3 separate regions of the Homo sapiens genome follow, and all the other regions are linked to region 3. Evidence: chromatin loops called from intact Hi-C (ENCODE). Cell type or tissue: PC-9. All regions are shown on one strand.

The links. Peaks named below come from ENCODE experiments on the same cell type or tissue, not always from the same donor. Only the 100,000 strongest peaks of a DNase experiment are listed, where the experiment ranks them.
Region 1: a loop joins it to region 3, with 7 times the contacts of the local background. A loop is called at or near these places in 11 of 110 quality-filtered maps.
Region 2: a loop joins it to region 3, with 7 times the contacts of the local background. A loop is called at or near these places in 9 of 110 quality-filtered maps.

Annotation. Positions count from the first base shown.
Region 1 is chr1:52,291,521-52,299,520 of GRCh38, reverse strand. ZFYVE9 (zinc finger FYVE-type containing 9) reads right to left here. Exons shown (of 19, transcript NM_004799.4): 11 at 5,844-6,068; 12 at 3,544-3,626. Among named protein-coding and RNA genes, the nearest start is that of CC2D1B, 71 kb to the left of the region's middle. In PC-9, CTCF peaks have their summits at 2,879 and 3,080 (motif pointing right); a DNase peak (open chromatin) is centred at 3,050.
Region 2 is chr1:52,681,473-52,689,472 of GRCh38, reverse strand. COA7 (cytochrome c oxidase assembly factor 7) reads left to right here. Exons shown (of 3, transcript NM_023077.3): 3 at 1,305-5,024. The coding sequence ends at 1,753. Among named protein-coding and RNA genes, the nearest start is that of COA7, 13 kb to the left of the region's middle. RefSeq lists a silencer at 1,310-1,510. In PC-9, a CTCF peak has its summit at 3,068 (motif pointing right); no DNase peak of the experiment used is centred here.
Region 3 is chr1:51,892,310-51,900,309 of GRCh38, reverse strand. No RefSeq gene overlaps it. Among named protein-coding and RNA genes, the nearest start is that of NRDC, 18 kb to the right of the region's middle. RefSeq lists an enhancer at 1,784-2,983. In PC-9, CTCF peaks have their summits at 3,060 and 3,266 (motif pointing left); DNase peaks (open chromatin) are centred at 2,489 and 3,289; H3K27ac peaks cover 1,434 bases.

The sequences.
Region 1 (8,000 bases), 400 kb before region 3:
CATACTGAATGGGAACAGTGGAAATCTTTTCCTCAAAGAACAGGAACAAGACATGGATGCCCATTTTAATCCTTTCTATTCAACATAGTCCTAGCCAGAGCACTTAGGCAAGAGAAAGAAATAAAAGGCATCCAAACTGGAAAGTCAAATTGTGCTTGTTTGCAAATGACATGACCCTATACATAGAAAACCCTAAAGATGCCACCAAAAACCTGTTAGAGCTAATGAACAAATTCGGTAAAGTTGTAGGATACAAAATCAGCATGTAAAATCAGTAGTGTTTCTATACGCTAATAAAAAATAAAGAAAACAATTCCATTTACAGTAGCTATAAAAAAAATAAGATACCTAGGAATACACTTAGTTAAGAGGTAAAAGATCTTTACAAAGAAACCTCTAAAACATTGAAAAAGGGCCGGGCAAGGTGGCTCACGCCTGTAATCCCAGCACTTTAGGAGGCAGAGGCGGGCGGATCATGAGGTCAGGAGATCGAGACCATCCTGGCTAACACAGTGAAACCCCGTCTCTACTAAAAGTACAAAAAATTGGCCAGGCGTGGTGGCGGGCACCTGTAGTCCCAGCTACTCGGCAGGCTGAGGCAGGAGAAGGTGTGAACCCGGGAGGCGGAGCTTGCAGTGAGCCGAAATTGCGCCACTGCACTCCAGCCTGGGTAACAGAGCAAGACTCCGTCTCAAAAAAAAAAAAAAAAAAAAACATTGACAAAGGAAACTGATTCCATGTTCATGGATTGGAAGAATTAATACCGTGAAAATAGCCATACTACCCAAAGGTATCTACAGATTTAATGCAATCTCTATCAAAATGCCAATGATATTCTTCACAGAAACAGAAAAAAAAACCAAAACCTTAATATTCTTATAAAACCACAAAAGGCCTCAAATGGCCAAAACAGTCCTGAGCAAAAAGAACAAAGCTAGAGATATCACACTACCTGACCAAATATACTACAAAACTATAATAACCAAAACAGCATAGTAGTGGCCAAAACAAACACATACTCCAACAGTACAGAATAGAAGGCCCAGAAATGAATTTGGACACCTACAGCCAACTAATTTTCGACAAAGGTGCCAAGAACACACACTGCAGAAAGGACTCTCTTCAATAAATAGTACTTGGAAAAGTGGATATATCCACATGCAGAAGAATGAAACTAGACCCCCACCTCTCCCCATATACAAAAATCAACTAAAAACGGATTAAAGACTTAAATTTAAACCCAAAACTATGAAACTATTAGAAGAAAACAGGGCAAATGCTTCACAATATTGGGCTAGGCAATGAATTTTTAGATAAGATCCCAAAAGCACAGGCAATAAAAGCAAAAATAGACAAATGGAATTACATCAAACTAAAAAGATTTTGCACAGAAAAGGAAACTATTAACAGAGTGAAGACACAACCTACAGAAATGGAAAATATCTGCAAACCATACATCTGAAAAGGAGTTAATATCCAGAATATATAACAAATTTAACCTAGCAGCAAAAAGACAACCCAATTAAAAAACAGGCAAAAGGCACTTTGGGAGGCTGAGGTGGGTGGATCACTCGAGGTCATGAGTTTGAGACCAGCCTGGCCAACATGCGCCTCTACTAAAAATACAAAAACTAGCTGGGCATGGTGTTTCGTGCCTGTAATTCCAGCTACTGGGGAGGCTGAGGCACAAGAATTGCTTGAACCCAGGAGATGGAGGTTGCAGTGAGCCGAGATCGTGCCACTGCACTCCAGCCCAGGCGACAGTGCGAGACTCTGTCCCAAAAAACAAAACAAAACAAAATTTTTTAAAGAAATAAAAAAAAAAAGATAACTGGAAATATAGCTTTTAAGCATCACAGAGGGAGGAAATCACCAAACCCACTCCTCAAAAAGCAACCGAAAAGCTGTATAAGTGGCTTAAAAAGAACCATTTCAGTGCTCTGGAATTAGATCAAAGGCATATTAACATTAAGAAGTGTTTTGGCTGGGCATGGTGGCTCATGCCTGTAATCCCAGCACTTTAGGAGGTTGAGATGGGTGGATCACCTGAGGTCAGGAGTTTGAGACCAGCCTGGCCAACAAGGTAAAACCCTGTCTCTATGAAAAATACAAAAAATTAGCCAGGCGTGGTGGCAGGTGCCTGTAATCCCAGCTGCTCTGAAGGCTGAAGCAGGAGACTCTCTTGAACCTGGGAGGCAGAGGTTGCAGTAAGATTGTGCCACTGCACTCCAGCCTGGACAACAGAGCGAGACTCCATCTCCAAAAAAAAAAAAAAAAAGAAATGTTTTTTTCATGAAAACTACTGAACTTTGAATTGAGTCTGTGACCTTCTTGCCTGGGGCTGCCCCCTAGCCCCATTAGGTAGTTAGGTAGTTCAACCAGGGCAAGGTAGTTTGTAAAAACAATGAGCTTTGCAGCTGGGAGCAGTGGCTCATGCCTGTAATACCAGCACTTTGGGAGGCTGAGGCAGGTGAATCATTGAGGCCAGGAGTTTGAGATCAGTCTGGCCAACATAGCAAAACGCTCTCTCTACAAAAAATACAAAAATTAGCTGGGTGTGGTAGTGTGCTCCCATAGTCACAGCTGCTCAGGAGGCTCAGGCACGAGAATTGCTCGGAGGTGGAGGTTGCAATGAGCTGAGATCGTGCCACTGCATTCCAACTTGGGCGATAGAGACTCTGTCTCAAACAAAATAAAACAAAACAAACAAAAAAATGAGCTTTGCTACTTGAAGGAGTTTACTTGCTATGGAACATTGTCAAAGTGGTAATCTCGGTGGTTATTAAAAAGGGAGGCCCAGTAGCTTGATTACCTTGATTTCACCAAACCTGTTTGGGGCAAGTTCTGGGAGGTAAGACAACCATAGGGAGCTTCATAAACGGTCCAAATATCCAGGATTGATCCTAGTCTGTGCATATATGCAGCAGAGAACTTAGTGGACTCAAGCCAACCAATGATCTTGGCCAACAGAGTCAGAACCTGTGCACGTGTGTAGGAGACATGAGAGAGCCCAGAAGAAAGGAAAACAATGAAGTTTAAATTCCAGTCCATATTCAGATCCATCAGCAGAGGGCAGTAGCCTTACTGGCTTGGGGTATCTGGGTACAATCTCTGACCAATCTTTGCTTGGATAATAACCTATATAGACACAAGAGAAACTCATAGAATGCCAGTCTTAAAATAAAAACAAGACAGAATGCTAGGTGTTTTATTTATGTATTACTTCTAGTCCTCACAATAATTCTGCAAGGTTGGACGGTAAGTGTATAATCAGGCGCTGGAATCCTGTACCATTTCACTTCATGTTTGCAAAAGAATATATATATGTGTGTGTGTGTGTGTGTATACATATGAATATATATGTATATGTGTGTGTGTGTATATATATATATACACATACATATACTGTTCTTTTTCTTCAGCATATATCTTTACCTGCCTTAAGCAGCTTGGGCACAGCTACCAAGAAAATAATAAAATTGCTTTCTTCCTTCTCCCATATAAACTCCAGTAAGGACAAAGGAAAAAAAATTCCCAACTTACTGCAAGAAGATTCATGATGGTATGCCCCGTCTCTCCAAACAATGGCTTCCGAAATCTGACACTGAATAGTGGGCATGGATAAACTATGGAAATGAGAAATGATCAAACTTAAATTTGGCAACATAAAACTTTGGTAAAAGAGATTTCATGACTAATACAATTTTCAAAATATAATTATAATGGCTCATTAGAACATATCAAATTTTGGGCTCAAAAAGTATTTGGCATGGTAGCAGACAAATGCTGAGCCATATTAAGTCTTCTGATAACCAGAATAAGCCTTTCGATGTAAATGTTTCAAAAATGACACACAATAGCCAGGCATAGTGGCTCATGCTTGTAATCCCAGCACTTTGGGAGGCTGAGGCAGAAGGATCACCTGAGCCTAGGAGTTTGAGACCAGCCTGTGCAACCTAGGGAGACCCTGTCTCTACAAAAAAACAAACAAAAAAATTAGCTGGGTGTGGTAGCATGCACCTGTAGTCCCATCTACTTGGGAGGCTGAGAGGTAGAAGGATGGCTTGAGCCCAGGTGACAGAATGGGTGACAGAGTGGGCTGGAGCCCACTCCAGCCTTGGTGACAGAATGAGACCCTGTCTCCAAAACAAACAAACAAACAAACAAACAAACAAACAAACCCACAAGGTCTTAGGGAGCAATCTTCTTCAAACTGAATTGATACGATCCAGGAAATAAATATCTCCTGATTCCTCTGTGCTCAATAAGTTTAAGAGTTCACTTTTTCTTTTTCCAACAAGTTTAAGAGTTCACTCTTTTTTTTTTGAGACACAGTCTCACTCTGTCACCCAGGCTGGAGTGCAGTGGCATGATCTCCTGCCTTAGGAGGGTTCAAGCGATTCTCCTGCCTCAGCCTCTCCAGTAGCTGGAATTACAGGCATGCGCCACCATACCCAGCTAATTTTTTTGTATTTTTAGTAGAGATGGGATTCACCATGTTGGCCAGGCTGGTCTTGAACTCTTGACCTCAAATGATCTGCCTGCCTTGGCCACCTCTCAAAAGTGCTGGAATTAGAGGCATGAGCCACCGCACTCAGCCAAGAGTTCATTCTTCTATACCTCCTAACCAGGATCCTCCTTAGGAGAGGCAAATCAGTCTGGCTCATCTCTTGAATTTTATGGTTTGAAATGCCTGTATAAAATAGGAAGATACACATGTTGCTTCTTTTGCACACAATCCTTCCCTTTCCCTGATTCATTTAGCTGATTCATATGCCTCCTTCAGAGTTAATCCAGAGGCACTCTGGTCCAAGAAAACTGAAGGTCCAACTACTCCTTCATTCCTGGTCTGGTCAAGTTAGAGCCTGTCTTGGAGCTCCCAATGAACTTAACTTTGAGCACAGGTTTTAATACAAGATACCACTACAATCATTATTTCTGTATGTATTCCTTATAAAAGTTCCCGAGAGCCTATAATCACATCTTAGCTATTTCAGAATTCCCAGGATTCAGGATATATGGGAGGCCTTTATTAAATTCTTACTGAATAAATAAATAATTGGTGGAAGAATGAAGTTGACTTGCTGAGAACATAAACTGTTTTATGGTTTATAAAATTATGTTTCATTTATTCTCTCATTTGATCCTGTTAACAACCCAATATAAAATAGAAGGCAAGCATTATTATTTCCAGTTTACAAAAGAAACACAATCAGAGAACTTGGGTGACTTGCCCAAAGTTACAGAGCTCATAAGTGGCAGAGTTGAGAATCTTACTCAAGTGGTCGGATTCCTAGCACAGGGCACTTTTAATTAGATGGAGATATAAAATTTAAAATAAAGTTTGCATTTAACCATTAATGTCTTTTTAAAAATCACATCTTAGTTACGCTGCTAAAGCCATGAGCAAGGAAGCTCCTTCTTCTGTAGCCTGTATCTTACCAACTGAGAGTGGTTTCCATTCCACTAGCTTCCAGTATGTTAAGTAAAATATAATTGATCGTAACTGTTTTCCAACCAAGTGACAAAGAATATGCTCATCATATACAGAAACTATAAAAAATAAAGTTACTTAAGTTCAAATTCACTTTTCTAAAGATGATCGTGTTTTTTATCAATGAACTATAAAAGCAGTAAGTTTACAAGGTAATACATAATCAACTTCCTCATTCGTTATTTTCAGTGCTTCCCATTATGCCCAATACACGCAGACACTGGCCAAATTTAGTTTAGCTATTTCAAAAGACTATTTCTGCTGAATTATATCACCAAACAGAGGGCTCTGAATATTTCAGGCATTATTTTAGTCATCATGCCTTGAAAAACGTGTTTTTACTACTTACGTCGATATTCAGCTCCAAGTCTCAACATCAGACGGATAGGAAATACTTTAGCCCAAGGAGTTTCCCATTTCTGGATAAGAATCCCAAACAAGTAAGGTGGGGTTGGGAGTACTAGGTCTTGCAGTGACTGGTAGGTAGATGTCACATATAAGAATCCACCATGTTCTTTACTGCCAAGGAAACTTTGACTGAAGAAGGAATGTCCCAAGTTGCTCACCACATTCCCTAAAAACAAAAAAGTTTATTAGCTACTTTGTATCAATAAATTAATCATATTTCTTTTTTTTTTTTTTTTTTTTTTGAGACGGAGTCTGGCTGTTGCCCAGGCTGGAGTGCAGTGGCGCAATCTTGGCTCACTGCAAGCTCCGCCTCCCAGGTTCACCCCATTCTCCTGCCTCAGCCTCCTGAGTAGGTGGGACTACAGGTGCCCGCCACCAGACCTGGCTAACTTTTTTGTATTTTTAGTGGAGACGGGGTTTCACCGTGTTAGCCAGGATGGTCTCCATCTCCTGACCTCATGATCCACCTGCCTCAGCCTCCCAAAGTGCTGGGATTACAGGCATGAGCCACAGCGCCCGGCCAATTAATCATATTTTTAATAAACATTATGCAACTCTGGGCTGGATGGACACTACCAAACAGTAATTCCCAATCTTTCACTATGAAAGACTTACATTTAAAAAGCTGATTTTTAAATAAATGGCATTTATTAAATGAAAATTTGGTTTCCAATTTTATCAGGGCTTCTAATGAGCATAAACTAAGTTATATTATCACATTGTTGAAGTTTGTCTAAGTAAAAGCCAAAAATATTGATGCCTTCCTTGGTTAAACTGTACAGCTTTACTGTATGAATTGCTTTAGAGGTCTCAAGAACTATCACCTCAAAGGTCATAAAGAAATGTTCAAGGCCGGGTGCGGTGGCTCACACCTGTAATCCCAGCACTTTGGGAGGCCGAGGTGGGTGGATCACAAGGTCAGAGTTCGAGACCAGCCTGACCAACATGGTAAAACCCCATCTCTACTAAAAATACAAAAATTAGCCAGGCGTAGTGGTGTGCGCCTGTAATCCCAGCTACTCAGGAGGCTGAGGCAGGAGAATTGCTCGAACCTGGGAGGCGGAGGTTGCAGTGAGCCAAGATTGTGCCACTGCGCTCCAGCCTAGGCGATAGAGTGACACTGTCTCAAAAAAAAAAAAAAAAAAAAAAGAAATGTTCAGATTAGGAAGCTGCTGTCACCAAGCTTATAATTTCACTGGGTGAACAAAGTCAACTCATGAACATAATGAATTATGGTAATAAGTACAGTTATAAGACATTAAGGGAAGATGAGGATTTATGAAGATGGTACCACAGACAAGTTGTTTTTTTCTCGTTTTGTTTTTTTTTTTTTTTTGAGATGGAGTCTTGCTCTGCCACCCAGGCTGGAGTGCAGTGGTGTGATCTTGGCTCAATGCAGCATCTGCCTCCCAGGTTCAAGCAATTCCTCTCACCTCAGCCTCCTGAATAGCTACAATTACAAACATGCACCACCACACTCAGCTGATTTTTTTCGCATTTTTAGTAGAAACAGAGTTTCACCATGTTGGCCAGACTGGTCTCAAATTCCTGACTTCAAATGATCCATCTGCCTTGGCCTCCCAAAGTGCTGGGATTACAGGCGCGAGCCACCGTGCTTGGACAGGATTTATTGTTTATAATTTTTTGAGACAAATATGAAACATAGCTCTATAATTTAGGGCTTATCTAAATTCATATTAAGCAGGTTTCTCTTTTTTTTTTTTTTTTTTTTTGAGACAGAGTCTCGCTCTGTTACCCACCCTGGAACCCTGGAGTGCTGTGGTGTGATCTCAGCTCACTGCAACCTCTCCTTCCCGGGTTCAAACAATTCTCCTGCCTCAGCCTCCCGAGTAGCTGGGACTATAGGCACCCACCACCACGCCTGGCTAATTTTTGTATTTTTAGTAGAGATGTGGTTTTACCATATTGGCCAGGCTGGTCTCGAACTCCTGACCTCAAGTAATCCACCCGCCTTGGCCTCCCAAAGTGTTGGGATTACAGGTGTGAGCATGTAATTCATGTACACCATGCCTGGCCAAAGCATTTTATAATTCAAAATACTTTTGTGAATGAAACAGTAACAAACATATCAACCCTT
Region 2 (8,000 bases), 790 kb before region 3:
TCACAAAAAAAATCTCATAGGCCAGGTGAAGTGGCTCACGCCTGTAATCCCAGCATTTTGGGAGGCTGAGGCGGGCGGATCATGAGGTCAGGAGTTCAAGACTAGCCTGACCAACGTGGTGAAACCCCGTCTCTACTGAAAACACAAAAATTAGCCTGGCGTGGTGGCATGCACCTGTAATCCCAGCATTTTGGGAGGCTGAGGCAGGAGAATCGCTTGAACCCTGGAGGCAGAGGTAGCAGTGAGCCAAGATCACGCCACTGCACTCCAGCCTGGGCGACACAGCAAGACTCCATCTCAAAAAAAAAAAAATAATAATAATAATAATTTCATAATGTTTTAAGAAAGTTTATGAATTTGTGTTAAGCCGCTTTCAAAGCCATCCCAGGCCCATGGGTTGGACAATCTTGACTTAGACTATCTAATACAATGTAAATACTGAGTAAATAATTGTTCTATTTTATATATTTTGTATTTTTTAATTGTATTGTTATTTTTTCCCTAATATTTTTGATGTGTGGTTGGTTGAACCCATGGATATGGAGGGCCCACTGTATGTTTAAATTAATAAACAATTAAGTGCTTGTCATATGCCATGTTCTCACTGTAACCCCATGAGGTAGATATTATTATCATTCCCAATTTTCACCTCCTTTACCTGTTTGAGTTTCCTCATAAGGTATCATCTGAATAAAAGATTCTACGGCTGAGAAAGCTAGGAGGTCTGTGCACTATGCCAGGCTACCTTTCATGCTGCCTGAGCTCATAGTATGGACATTTTTTTTTCTTTTTGAGGTAAAGTCTTGCTCTGTCACCCAGGTTGATCTCGAATTCCTGGCCTCAAGCAATCATCCTGCACAAAGTGCTAGGATTACAGGTGTGAGCCACTGTGCTCAGCCTTAAACTTTATTCAGGAATTGTTGTTGGCCAGGTGTGGTGGCTCACGCCTGTAATTCCAGCACTTTGGGAGGCCAAGGTGGGAGGATCGCTTGAGTCCCAGAGTTTAAGACTAGCCTTGGCAACATAGTGAGATCCTTTCTCTACAAAAAAATTTAAAAATTAGCCAGGCATAGTGGTTGGTGTGTGCCTGTAGTCCCAGCTACTTGGGGAGGCTGAGATGGGAAGATTGCTTTAGCCGGAGGTTGAGGCTGCAGTGAGCCGTGATCATGCCAGTGCACTCCAGCCTGGTTAACAAAGCAAGACCCTTTCTCCAAAAAAAAAAAAAAAATTCACTGACTTTGGCCTGAGACATTTAGGTTGTGCCCTGGCTTGGGTTTATTTTTTCCTACTTTCCTTCCTCTCAGGTGGTCTGACCCAGGACCTGAAAGCTGCCGCCAGGTGCTTTTTGATGGCGTGTGAGAAGCCTGGAAAGAAGTCAATAGCAGCATGTCACAACGTTGGCCTCCTGGCACATGATGGACAGGTTAATGAGGATGGCCAGCCTGACTTGGGAAAGGCCAGGGACTACTACACAAGGGCCTGTGATGGTGGCTATACTTCCAGTTGCTTCAACCTCAGTGCCATGTTCCTGCAGGGTGCCCCAGGCTTTCCCAAGGACATGGACCTGGCATGTAAATACTCCATGAAAGCCTGTGACCTGGGTCATATCTGGGCCTGTGCCAATGCCAGTCGCATGTACAAGCTGGGGGATGGTGTTGATAAGGATGAGGCCAAGGCCGAGGTGCTAAAAAATCGAGCCCAGCAGCTACACAAAGAACAGCAGAAAGGTGTCCAACCCTTAACATTTGGGTAATGTGGTCCACCCTCCCTCCCAGGCAACAAACTGCTTGAGGCTGGCAGCTCCTGTTTCTGAAGACTGATGCAGCCCTTGAAGGTCAACCTGCTGGAGCAAAAAAACTTGGGACTTGAATTTGTAGCTCCATTTACATGGATCCATTGCCCCAGCTACTGGAGTATAGCCTACAATGTTTATTTCAGTCAATATTCCTTTATCTGGGTGTTCTGTACAATGTTTATTACAGTCAATATTCCTTCATCTGGATGTTCTGTGAAGATAGCCATGTTTATGGGGGTCTTAGTTTTCAAACTCTGGCAACTCTGTGAAAAATAGGAGCAAACTAGAGAGCCCTGGAGATTGGTAGTAGGGAAGGGAGGATAGCAGGAAGTTTGAAAAATTAGCAGCCCCGGGGCCTAAAGGAATCAGCTGTCATCATTTTCATCATTATTATTTTGGTTAGGATGGCTTGAAAATCAGAACGTATCTTGGTTTACGTAATTGAGGTCTTAAAGAACTAAGAACAGTTAAATAGTCACAACTACCACCCTCTGACTTACATAATCATTGGTGTGGGCTTCGTTTTGCCTTTAGAGTCACATCTTTCAGTAAATTCACAGAGATCAAGAGGGACGTGCAACATACAGCTTAAAGGCTGTTATGCTTCAGGGTTGCTGAAGAAGATGAAACATCAGCCTGCCATCGTCTAGAAGAGACATTGGCAGTTAAAAATTAGCACCTCCAGTGTAGTCGCCTGGCACTGCCCATCATGCTGAGGGAGCAGATTCTTCCCAAGGCAGCTTCAGCTAGGAGTTTGTAAGCAAGGACTTTGTGACACATTTGTCCCCTGGAACTGAGCCTTTTTAACTGTCCCTGTGAATGAACAATTTTGAGTGACCTACGGTTTGTGTTAATTAGTGTTCTTTCCAGATTCCAGGTACCGTAGAGAGTATGTTCTTTGTGGTGGTTGTGCCTTTTAAGAACATTTGTGGCCGGGCACGGTGGCTCACGCCTGTAACCCCAGCACTTTGGGTGGCCAAGGCGGGTGGATCACGAGATCAGGAGATCATGACCATCCTGGCTAACACGGGGAAACCCCATCTCTACTAAAAAATACAAAAAATTAGCCGGGCGTGGTGGCAGGCGCCTGTAGTCCCAGCTACTGGGGAGGCTGAGGCAGGAGAATTGCTTGAACCCGGGAGGCGGAGCTTGCAGTGAGCTGAGATTGCGCCACTGCCCTCCAGCCTGGGCGATAGAGTGAGACTCCGTCTCAAAAAAAAAAAAAAATTTGCTTTTTCTGTTGTCTCCCCAGCTTGTCACCAGGGGGCGAGCTTGCCATTTCCCTGCTGGTAACAATACCATTCTGTCACCATCTACTGTTTTAGGCTTCCGTTTTGCAGCCGTCCTGAAAGGAAGGCTTGCTGTGTAAATGAAGGCTTGTGAGCACAGCAGCCAGCCTCTCAAGTTGATAGAGGACAGGGACTTCCCCAAGTGCACAGAGGAGATTTCAAAAGACATCAAATTCACTTTTTAAAAATGTAAAGTAGCTTTTGGTGTGCTTAAACTAGGTCAGGCCAGGCGTGGTGGCTCATGCCTGTAATCCTAGCATTTTGGGAGGCCAAGGCAGGTGGATCACTTGAGGTCAGGAGTTCGAGATCAGCCTGGCCAACATGACGAAACCCCTTTCTCTACTAAAAATATAAAAATTAGCTGGGCGTGGTGATGCATACCTGTAATCCCAGCTACTTCGGAGGCTGAGGCAGGAGAATCACTTGAACCTGGGAGGCAGAGGTTGCAGTAAACTGAGACTGTGCCACTGCACTCCAGCCTGGGCAACACAGCAAGACTCTGTCTCAAAAACAAAAACAAAACTAGGCCAGGTGCAGTGGCTCACGCTTGCAATCCCAGCACTTTGGGAGGCCGAGGCAGGCGGATCACGAGGTCAGGATTTCGAGAACAGCCTGGCCAACATAGTGAAACCTCGTATCTACTAAAAATACAAAAATTATCTGGGTGTGGTGGTGGGCACCTGTTGTCCCAGCTATTCAGGAGGCTGAGGCAGGAGAATCGCTTGAACCCAGGAGGTGGAGGTTGCAGTGAGCCAAGACCATGCCATTGCACTCCAGCCAGGTAACAGAGTGAGACTCTGTCTCAAAAAAACACACACACACACACACACAAAACTGTAGGTCAAAAAACATGAAAATATGTTCAACATCACTAATTAGGGAAATGTAAATCAAAAACCACAATGAACTCTTAAAATTCAACAGTAAGAAAACAACCTGATTAAAAACAGGCCAAAACCCTTAACATATCTCAGCAAAGAAGATAGACAGGTGGCAAATAAGCATATGAAAAGATGTTCCATATAACATGTCATCAGGAAAATGCAAGTTAGAACAACAGACCACTATACAACTATTAGAATGGCCAAAATCCAAAGCACCGACAGCATGAAATGCTGGGAAAGTTGGAGCAACCAGAACTCTTATTCCTTGCTGGTGGGAACGCAAGATGGCACAGCCACTTTGGAAGACAGTTAAGCAGTTTCTTACAAAAACTAGGTAAGCTCTTACCATGTGATCCAGCAATCTTGCTCTTTAGTATTTACCTGAAGGAACTGAAAACATGTCCACACAAAAACCAGCACATGGATGTTTATAGCAGCTTTATCTATAATTGCCAAAACTCAACCCAAAATGTCTTTCAGTAGGTAAATGGGTAAATAAATTGTGGTGCATGTAGTCATTATTCAGTGCTTAAATCAAGCTATGACAAATTATGAGTTATCAAGCTATAAGAAGTCACAGAGGAACTTAAATGAATGCTACTAAATGAAGCCAGTCTGAAAAGGCTTCATATTAAATGATGCCAACTATATGACACTGGGATGTATTCTGGAAAAGGCAAAACTATGGAGACAGTAAAAAGCAGTGGGTGGGGGAGGGGAGGGAGGAATAATTGGAGCACAGAAGATTTTTAGGGCAGCGAAACTACTCTGTATGATACTATAATTATAAATACCTGTCATTGTACATATGTCCAACCCCCTAAAATGTACAACACCAAGAGTGAACCCTAATGTAAACTGTGGACTTTGAGTGATAATGATGTGTCAGTGTAGGTTCATCAATTACTGCAAATGTACCTCTTTGGTGGGAGATGTTGAAAATGGTGGAGACTATGCATGTGTGGGGACAACAACTATATGGGAAATCTCTGTACCCTCTCAATTTTGCTGTAAACCTAAAATTGCTCTAAAATATAAAGTCTATTAAAACCACAATGATATTGCCTCATATCCCATTAGGATGGCTACTATTAAACACCAAAACAAAGTAAGTGTTGTCAAGGATACAGAGAAATTAGAACCCTGTGAACTGGTGCAGCTCCCCCAAAATGAAAAACAGAATTGCCGTTTGATCCAGCCATTCCACTTCTGGGTACATATCTGTGTTAGGCCATTCTTGCATTGCTATAAAGAAATACCTGAGACTGGGTAATTTATAAAGAAAAGTTTAATTGGCTCAGGAAGCATGGTGCTGTGCATCCTATTGGCTTCTGGTGAGGCCTCAGAAGCTTACAGTCATGGTGGAAGGCACAGGGGGAGTCAGTGTATCACATGGTGAGAAGGCAAGAGCAGGAGCAAGAGAGTGAGCAAGGGGAGATACCACACACAAATCTCCTGAGGACAGCACCAAGGGGAGGGTCCTAAACCATTCATGAGAAATCCTCCCCATGATCCAATCACCTCCCACCAAGCTCCACCTCCAACATTGGGGATTAAATTTCAACGTGAGATTTGGGGGACAAGTATCCAAACTATTAATATCCAAAAGAATTGAAAGCAGGGTCTCCAAGAGGTATCTATACCCATATTCTTAGCAGCACTATTCATAGTAACCAAAGGGTAGAAGGAACCCAAATGCCCATCAGCAGATGAATGAATACACAAAAGGCGAGATGTACATGCAATGGAATATTATTCAGCCTTGAAAAGGAAGGAAATTCTGACACATGCCACAAAACATGGCTGAATCTTGAGGACATCGTGCTAAGAGAGTCACAAAAAGACATGCTGTATAAGCCAGTCACAAAAAGACATGCTGTATATGAGGCATCTAAACTTGGGTATGAGTTGTATATAAACTCAGAAACAGAAAGTAAAATGGTGGCTGCCAGGGGCTGGGGTGAGGAGGAAATGAGTTTTTTGTTTTTGTTTTTGTTTTGAGATAGGCTCTTGCTCTGTCGCCTAGGCTGGAGTGCAGTGGCACTATCATAGCTCACTGCAGCCTCTAACTCCTGGGCTCAGGTCATCCTTCCACCTCAGCTTCCCAAGTAGCTGGGACTACAGGTACACACCACCACGCCCAGCTAGTTTTTGTATTTTTTGTAGAGACGAGGTTTTGCCATATTGCCCAGGCTGGTCTTAAACTCCTGAGCTCAAGTGATCTTTCCGCCTCGGCCTCCCAAAGTTCTGGGATTATAGGTGTGAGCCACCATGCCTGGCCAAAATGGGTTGTTTAATAGGTAAAGAGTTTCAAATTTGTAAGATGAAAAAATAATGGAGATTGTTACACATCAAATGTGAATATACTTAACACTACTGAACTATATGTTTAAAAATGGTTAACCCAGCCTGGCTTACATGGTGAAACCCTCTCTCTACTAAAGATACAAAAATTAGCTGGGCGTGGTGGCATGCGCCTGTAGTCCCAACGACTCAGGAGGCTGAGGCACGAGAATCACTTGAACCTGGGAGGTGGAGGTTGCAGTGAGCTGAGATTGCACCACTTCACTCCAGCCTAGGCAACAGAGTGAGACTCCATCTCAAAAAAAAAAAAAAAAAAAAAAAAAAAAGAGGTTAACATGGTAAATTTTATGTTTTACCACAATTTAAAAAAAAAACATATTGACTTTTTAAAAATGCAAGGTTTGAAGTTTTTTTATTATAAAATTAGTATGTTCTCATAAAATGCAATTTGAAACAGAAGAAACCATCACCCCTCACTATTCTTTTATCACCTATGGGCATTCTTTGGCACAATAGCGTTCTCACTATTTAACCATTTTTTTAAAGAATCATATCTTTTTTTTTTTTTTTTTTTTTTTGAGATGGTGTCACCCAGGCTGGAGTGCAGTGACGTGATCTCAGCTCACTGCAACCTCCACCTCCCAGGTTCAAGTGATTCCCCAGCCTCAGCCTCTTGAGTAGCTGGGACTACAGGCGAGCGCCACCACAGCCGGCTATTTTTTGTATTTTTAGTAGAAATGGGGTTTCACCATGTTGATCAGGCTGGTCTCTAACTCCTGACCTCAGCTGATCCACCCACCTTGGCCTCCCAAAGTGCTAGGATTACAGGCATGAGCCACTGTGCCCTGCCAAGAATCATATCTTTTCAACTAACAGGTTTTGTAATTTTTTTTTTTCTTTTTGAGATAGGGTCTCTCTGTGTCACCTAGGCTGGAGTGCAGTGGTGCAATCATAGCTCACTGCAGCCTCAACCTCCTGGGCTCAGGTGATCCTCCTACCTCAGTCTCCCAAGTAGCTAGGGACTACATGTGCGTGACACCATGCCCAGTTAGTTTTCATGTTTTTTGTAGATATGGGGTCTCGCTGTGTTGCCCAGGCTGGTCTCAAACTCCTGGGCTCAAGCGATCCTCCTGCCTCAGCCTCCCAACATGCTAGGATTACAGACATGAGCCACTTGCCCCACTGGGTTTTGTAATTTTGAAGAACTAAGTTTGATTTTTGGGTGGCAGATGTACTGGATTTTTTTTTTGAGATGGAACTTCACTCTTGTTGCCCAGGCTGGAGTGCAATGGCATGATCTCAGCTCACCGCAACCTCCGCCTCCCGGGTGCAAGCAATTCTCCTGCCTCAGCCTCCTGAGTAGCTGGGATTACAGGCATGTGCTACCACACCCGGCTAATTTTGTATTTTTAGTAGAGACAGGGTTTCTCCATGTTGGCCAGGCTGGTCTCGAACTCCCGACCTCAGATGATCCACCTGTCTCGGCCTCCCAAAGTGCTGGGATTACAGGCGTGAGCCACTACACCCAGCCTTTTTTTTTTTTTTTATGGACGAGTTCCTACCTGGGACTTCTGGTACTTGCCTTCCTGAGTCACATACTTAGTGGGGCAGGGAACAATAGAGTGAGCATTAACTGTGTCAAAATGTTATATTTCCCTAAAGTTATTAAAATGCAAAGAATAATAATTTACTGTTCAGAATGGTCCAAGGCCATTTCATACCCAGGCT
Region 3 (8,000 bases):
AGGTGTCTGCTACAACGCACAGCTAATTTTTTGCATTTTTAGTAGAGACGGGGTTTCACCGTATTAGCCAGGATGGTCTCCATCTTCTGACCTTGTGATCCGCCTGCCTCGGCCTCCCAAAGTGCTGGGATTATAGGTATGAGCCACCGTGCCCAGCCTATTGCTGCAATTTACACCATCAACTTACCTCACCAGAAGAGCCTAGTAGTTAAGAACACAGGTTCTGGAAACAGACTATGTAGATTTGAATTCTGGCTCACTAGCTGTGCATTTTTGGGAAAATTACTTAATCGCCTTAATCTCTCTATATCTCAGATTCCACATCTGTAAAGGAGGGATACTTCTTAGGGTTGCTGTGAGAATTAAATGAGTTAATATATATAAACTGCTTAGAAGAATGCCTGGGAGGCAATAAATGCTAGCTACCATACTATTCTTGGTTTCTTTCTGTTTCAGAGTCCTGCAGGAATCAGATGGCACACTCAAACTAGATAATTTGAGGAGTGCTTAATAAAGGAATCATTTACAAAATGAGTGCAGGGTTTAGAGAGACCAAAAAGGGATACAAAATTTCCCCAGTGCTAGCTAGCAACAGCTAGCTAATCATCACTACCCAAAGGTAGTAACAAGGGATGTGGGGGGAGTGATTTGATTACCAGAATCTGAAGAGGGCAGTTGTGTGGCAGATGCTGTCTGCTAAGAGCAGTGACCTTTGGTGGAGAGAAATGTCCTCACACAAAGACTCGCTAGGGAGGGAGGTGGGGGATAAATTATTGGACCTGTCTTTCCCCATGACCTCTGATCTCCTACTGCTATCTCCCAATGCCGGACTCAACCAAAAGCCAGAGGGCAAAGGAGTCCAGCAGGAGCCCACATAGGTCAAACTTCTGGGATATGCAGCAGGTAAGTAGAGGGAGTACAGCAGGTCTTCGAATAATGTCATTATGTTCAACGACGTTTCATTATAACGTTGATGAAAAAAATAGATTCCTGGCAGAGGCCACCGTGTGTGAAGTCTGCACATTCTCCTCATGACTGCGTGGGTTTTCTCTGGGTACTCCAATTTCCTCCCACATCCCAAAAATGTGCACATTAGGTGAACTGGTGTGTCTAAATGGTCCCAGTCTGAGTGAGTGTGGCGTGTGGGAGAGTGTGCCCTGTGAGGGAATGTCGTCCTGTCCAGGACTGGTTCCCGCTTTGTGCTCTGCTTCTGGGATAGGCTCTGGCGACCTGTAACACTGACCTGGAATAATTGGGAAAATAATTATCTTATACTTGTTTTTATTAATCTTTCTTAAATGTATGTATAGCTCACATTTATTATATTTCAAGGTTTAATATTAGAAGTGTTTTGGGTCTTTATTTAGATGTTTGATGTTTCGTGACCAGAAATATGCCATAGGAACTTATTTATATCAATTAGCCTACAGCTAAATTGATTTCTTTATATATTGTTTCCCTTAGTCACGGTTTCCAAGAATCTATCGATGACATTGAAGACTTACTGTATCTGGAGATGCAAACAGAAAATATCTAGCACACCTTCCCCCTAGCCTTGCCCTCCTCCGTTCTTTGTCTTGCAGTCATGAATGATCTTTCTAAAGCAGGAAATGATATTGTTCTGCCTCATCTGATGCATGTTGGTAGCTCCCCCTCTCTCAGGATAAAGTCTATACTCCTTAACATAAAATGCAGGGCTTAATAATTATCTCCAGTTCACCCCTCCAGTTTTAACTCTCGCCATTTTCCTCTCAACCTTTCCGGTTGAGCCATATGCAATTACTTTCAAACCTACAAGAGCATTCCTTTCTTTGACCTTTCTCATGTCCTGGAACTCTGCCTGGAATCATCCTTCTCCCCTTTCATTCTTCTTCACTTAACTAATTCTTACTCATCCTTTATTTATACATAGAAGGGGTTTCTCTTACCCAGCTAGATTTTGGGGGAATCTAAGCTCTGTTTCTGTGGCAATGCTTTTTTTTTTTTAGATGGATTCTCGCTCTTGTCACCAGGCTGGAGTGCAGTGGTGCAATCTCTGCTCATTGCAACCTCCGCCTCCCAGGTTCAAGTGATTCTCCTGCCTCAGCCTCCTGAGTAGCTGGGATTACAGGCATGAGCCATCACACCCGGCCAGTAGCAATGATTTTCTAAGTTCTGAAAGTAGTGGCATGTTAAGGCTGATATTTGGTAGTATTTTCATCTTTTATGCGGATTTTTTTTTATTCTCATGAGGTTCTAATTATATATGATAGGTACTTAGCCTACAAGGCGGTACTGAAAGTAATGAGTTGAGTTTTTAATGAGCTTATCAATATATAACTTCAAAGGGCTCATTTGAAAACCACTGAAACCTAATCTATATTCCTGGAATCTTGGGATGCTAAGATAGACTTCTAGGAGTCTTATTTACATTGAGAAATATGGGAGCTATTTCCCATATTTCCCAATGAGAAATATGGGAGCTATGATAAGTATTCCTTTTGGAAAGATGACTGGGCTCTGACAGACAGGAAATCAGTCACATGAGTGGAATGTAGACAAAACCTGCTTTTGGTCTGTGGGCTGAAGGATGAGAAGAAAATAAAATGTAATAAAGGTTTGTTTTTTCAAAACTATATAGTCATCTTCTATGTACCAGATAACATATTTTCTCCAAGTAGAAGTGAATTCACAATATTAAAGAACTTCTAGGCTGGGCACAGTGGCTCATGCCTGTAATCCTAGCACTTTGAGAAGCCGAGGCGGGAAGATTGCTTGAGCCTGGCCAACATGGTGAAACCACCCACCTCCCCCAAACTCCGACCCCCACAGAACCTCCCCACTTCCCCCACTCCGTCTCTACAAAAAATACAAGAATTAGCTGGGTGTGGTAGCACATGCCTGTGGTCCTAGCTACTTTGGGGGGCTTAGGCAGAAGGATGGCTTGAATCCCAGAGGTAGAGGCTGCAGTGAGCTGAGGTCGTGCCACTGCACTCCAGCATGGGCGACAAAGTGAGACCCTGTCTCAAAACAAAACAAAACCAAAACCAGAACAACATCTATTGAATGCTCCTTTGTCTGACTCTTTTTTTGACAACAAAACCCAAAACAAACAAACAAACAAACAAACAAAAAACCCCAAAGGCTCTCATAATGGAGGAACATGGGTGGTGGTTTAAAGGGAGATAGGATGTGTCCTGGCAAAATCAAGATGGAAAGTCTGCTTCTTCTTCCCCCTTAAGACCAAACATTCTTGTTGAAGAAGACACCCACTTCTGTGTCTCTAGCTCCACCTTGAGGTTTATCAAGAAATCACCTATTCCGGCCACAACGGGTGAATTAGGTTAAAAAGAGCCGAGATCTTTATGCTGTGCCAACAGCTCTTGAACTTGTACTTTGGGCCAGGCTCTGTAATAAGTGCTCTTTGAACATAATGACATTTAATCCTCACAATAATCTTATAACAAATGTATTTTATAATGAGGAAAATTAAGATTAAGAGAGTTTCAAGAATTCAGGACTGGTATAAGATCACACAAGTGGCAGAGTCAGGATTTGAACCCAGCATCTTCTAGGCCTTCGTTTTCGTTCACAAGTGTCTGTGTATACACTCATGTGCACATCTATCACACATGTTTTTCTTTTCCTTTACAACACACCTGTACATCAATCATTTTATTTAATTCTCACAACAACTCTATTAAGTGGGAATTAATATCCCTTTTTGGAAGAAGGTGAGGCTTAGAGAAATAACCTAATTTTCCCTAGGTCATATGGCTCTTAAGCAGTGAGTTTAACCCAGGGCTCCTTTCTCAACTATATGAATAACATGCAACTTCTCAAGCTGACTTGTGATGACTCCTCACAACTTCTTGTCAGTAGCTCCTTGATATTACCAAAGAATTCATCTGAAGACTTGCAAAACCCCCTACTTTAGGAGTGACACTGTAGAACATAATGTCCAAACAAGACACATGTACAATGAGAAGAGTACAGTAAAGCAACATTAAGACGTGGATGAGGTGGGGCACAGTGGCGCACGCCTGTAATCCCAGCACCTTGGCAGGCTGAGGTGGGTGGATCACTTGAGCTCAGGAACTCAAGACCAGTCTGAGAAACATGTTGAAACCCCGACATTACAAAAAATACAAAAATTAGCCAAGGATGGTGGTACACATCTATAGTCCCAGCTACTCGGGAGGCTGATGTGGGAGGATTGCTTGAGCTGGGGAGACAGAGGGACTTGGATGCTATAGGAGATTGACTAGGCTGATTTACTTTTCCCACATTTTCCCACAGACCAGCATCATGGTGCATGATCTAAACTGGCCCTGTAATGTTAAAAATTATTCCAGGTCAGGGACCACTGGGGTTCATCACTTTTGATTAATGGAAATGAATATTAATATTAAATCCATTAAATTCAAAATATATTTAGTGATGGTATGCTCCTACTGCTTGAATTTGCATTTTCTTTCTTTTTTTGTGTGATGTCCTCCTTTTGCCTGCAAACACTTTCTGTCCTTCTGCCAATGAAACAGAAAATTTGAGAGTTGTGAGATAAATGGTAACACCAAGTGCTGGAGGAAAGAAGACAGGTATCTGTCTGTACCTGGAGAGCAGGAGAAAGTTTAGAAACAGGGCTAAAGGACTAGGAAGTATTCTCTAGGTATAAATGTCTGGGTGTTAGGGATGGGAGAGAGTTGAGAGGACCTTCCAGGAAGAGGGAAAAGAAAGGGCAGATACAAGGAAGTCCGCACACAGAGTGGTGTGAGTAGGTTGTGTGGCTCCTGATGGTTGAAGTTTAAAATCAGAAGGGAGATTTGAATAGATGCTTACTTCTCAACAGGCTGCTCTGTTTTCTAAATATACCAGAGCAACAGTAAATAAGCATTTAATGCAAAACTTGCCCTCTTAAAACAGTGACTTTGGGATCATCAAAATTGCATTGTAACTGAAGACAACAGAAGCACAGGGGAGTGAATAGATGACCTCAGGACAGCTTATTCTGGGCTGAGATAGAATACAACATTCTCTCTCACTGCTTTTTTTTTTTTTTTTTTAAGTTCTGGGATACATGTGCTGAACGTGCAGGTTTGTTACATAGGGATACATATGCCATGGTGGTTCGCTGCACTTATCTAACCATCATCTAGGTTTTAAGCCCCGCATGCATTCGGTATTTGTCCTAATGCTGTCCCTCCCCTTGCTCCCCACCCCCTGACAGGCCCCAGTGTGGTGTTCCCCTCCCTGTGTCCATGTGTTCTCATTGTTCAACTCCCACAAACGAGTGAAAACATGCAGTATTTGGTTTTCTGTTCCTGTGTTAGTTTGCGGAGAATGATGGCTTCCAACTTCATGCATGTCCCTGCAAAGGACATGAACTCATCCTTTTTTATGGCTGCATAGTATTCTATGGTGTATATGTGACAATTTTTTTTATCTAGTCTATCTTTGATGGGCATTTGGATTGGTTCCAAGTCTTTGCTATTGTAAATAGTGCTGCAATAAACATAAGTGTGCACATATCTTTATAGTAGAATGATTTATAATCCCTTGGGTACATACCCAGTAATGGGATTGCTGGGTCAAATGGTATTTCTGGTTCTAGATCCTTGAGGAATCACCACACTGTCTTCCACAATGGTTGGACTAATTTACACTCCCACCAACAGTGTAAAAGTGTTCCTGTTTCTCTACATCCTCTCCATCTGTTGTTTCCTGACTTTTTAATGAACGCCATTCTAATTGGCGTGAGATGGTATCTCATTGTGGTTTTGATTTGCATTTCTCTAATGACCAGTGATGATGAGCTTATTTTCATAGGTTTGTTGGCCACATAAATGTCTTCTTTTGCAAAGTGTCTGTTCATATCCTTTGCCCACTTTTTGATGGGGTTGTTTGTTTTTTTCTTGTAAATTTGTTTAAGTTCCTTATAGATTCTGGATATTAGACTTTTGTCAGATGGATAGATTGGCAAAATTTTCTCCCATTCTGTAGGTTGCCTGTTTAGCCTGATGATAGTTTCTTTTGCTGTGCAGAAGCTCTTTAGTTTAATTAGATCCCATTTGTCAATTTTGGCTTTTGTTGCAATTGCTTTTGGTGTTTTAGTCATGAAGTCTTTGCCATGCCTATGTCCTGAATGGTATTGCCTAGGTTTTCTTCTAGAGTTTTTATGGTTTTAGGTTTTAAGTTTAAGTCTTTAATCCATCTTGAGTTAATTTTTGTATAAGGTGTAAGGAAGGGGCCCAGTTTCTGTTTTCTGCATATGGCTAGCCAGTTTTCCCAGTACCATTTATTAAATAGGGAATCCTTTCCCCATTGCTTGCTTTTGTCATGTTCGTTGAAGATCAGGTAGTTGTAGATGTGTGGCATTATTTCTGAGGCCTCTGTTCTGTTCCATTGGTCTACATATCTGTTTTGGTACCAGTACCATGCTGTTTTGGTTACTGTAGCCTTGTAGTATAGTTTGAAATCAGGCAGCGTGTTGCCTCCAGCTTTATTCTTTTTGCTTAGGATTGTCTTGGCTATACAGGCTTCTCTTTTGGTTCTATATGAAATTTAAAGTAGTTTTTTTCTAGTTCTGTGAAGAAAGTCAATGGTGCTTGATGGAAATAGCATTGAATCTATAAATTACTTTGGGCAGTATGTTCATTTCTACGATGTCAATTCTTCCTATCCATGAGGATAAAATGTTTTTCCGTTTGTGTCCTCTCTTATTTCCTTGAGCAGTGGTTTGTAGTTCTCCTTGAAGGGGTCCTTCACATCCCTTTTAAGTTGTATTCCTAGGTATTTTATTCTCTTTATAGCAATTGTGAATGGGAGTTCACTCATGATTTGGCTCTCTGCTTGTCCATTATTGGTGTATAGGAATACTTGTGATTTTTGCACATTGATTTTGTATCCTGAGACTTTGCTGAAGTTGCTTATCAGCTTAAGGAGTTTTTGGGCTGAGACTACGGGGTTTTGTAAATATACCATCATGTTATCTGCAAACAGAGGCAATTTGACTTCTTCTCTTCCTTGAATTTGCATTTTCAAGGCAGTCCATAAAGTGGATAACCCAAATGAATGAATTAACGTTTAAACCACAGGCATTTGATGTAGGCCCTAGGAGTAGCTGTTGGTGACAAAATGGTGTAATGGAAAAGCTGTGAGCTTTGTAGTAGGACCTAAGACTGAATTCCTGCTCTGCCACTTGCTAGCTGTGTGTCCTTGGGCAAGTTATTAATGTTTCTGGCCTCAATTTCCTTACCGTTGAATAAGGAGTCAGTGGACTCAGAGGATATTAACTTTTGTAAATCCGTCTTATTTTTCACAGAAAGTAATTGCTAAAGTTGGTATACCAGTAAACGAATTGTCCTGTTGGAATCTAATGACTGATTTTCAATAGATGGAAGGAGTGGTCACACCATGAGTTAAGGTGCGAAAGCACTCAGGAGACCTTTGGGAAGTGAAATTTTAAAGAACATATACACAATAGGCAGAATAATGGCCTCCCAAGGATGTCTACGTCCTAATTCCTGGAATCTGTGAATATGTTAAGATATATGGCAAAGGAGAATGAAAATTGCTGAAGAAATTAAGGTTACTAATGAGCTGAATAGGGAGATTATCTTGGATTATTGGAGTTGGCCCAACGTAATCTCAAGCATCCTTAAAAGTAAAATAGGCCAGGCATAGTGGCTCACGCCTGTAATCCTAGCACTCTGGGAGGCCAAGGTGGGCGGATCATGAGATCAGGAGATCGAGACCATCCTGACTAACACGGTGAGACCTGTCTCTACTAAAAATACAAAAAATTAGCGGGGCATGGTGGCGGGCACCTGTAGTCCCAGCTACTCAGGAGGCCGAGGCAGGAGAATCGCTTGAACCCGGGAGATGGAGGTTGTAGTGAGCCGAGATTGTGCCACTGCACTCCAGCCTGGGCAACAGAGCGAGACACTGTCAAAAAAAAAAAAAAAGTAAAATAGAGAGTCAGAGGAAGATACACTATGGAAGAAAGACAGAGAGATGCAGTG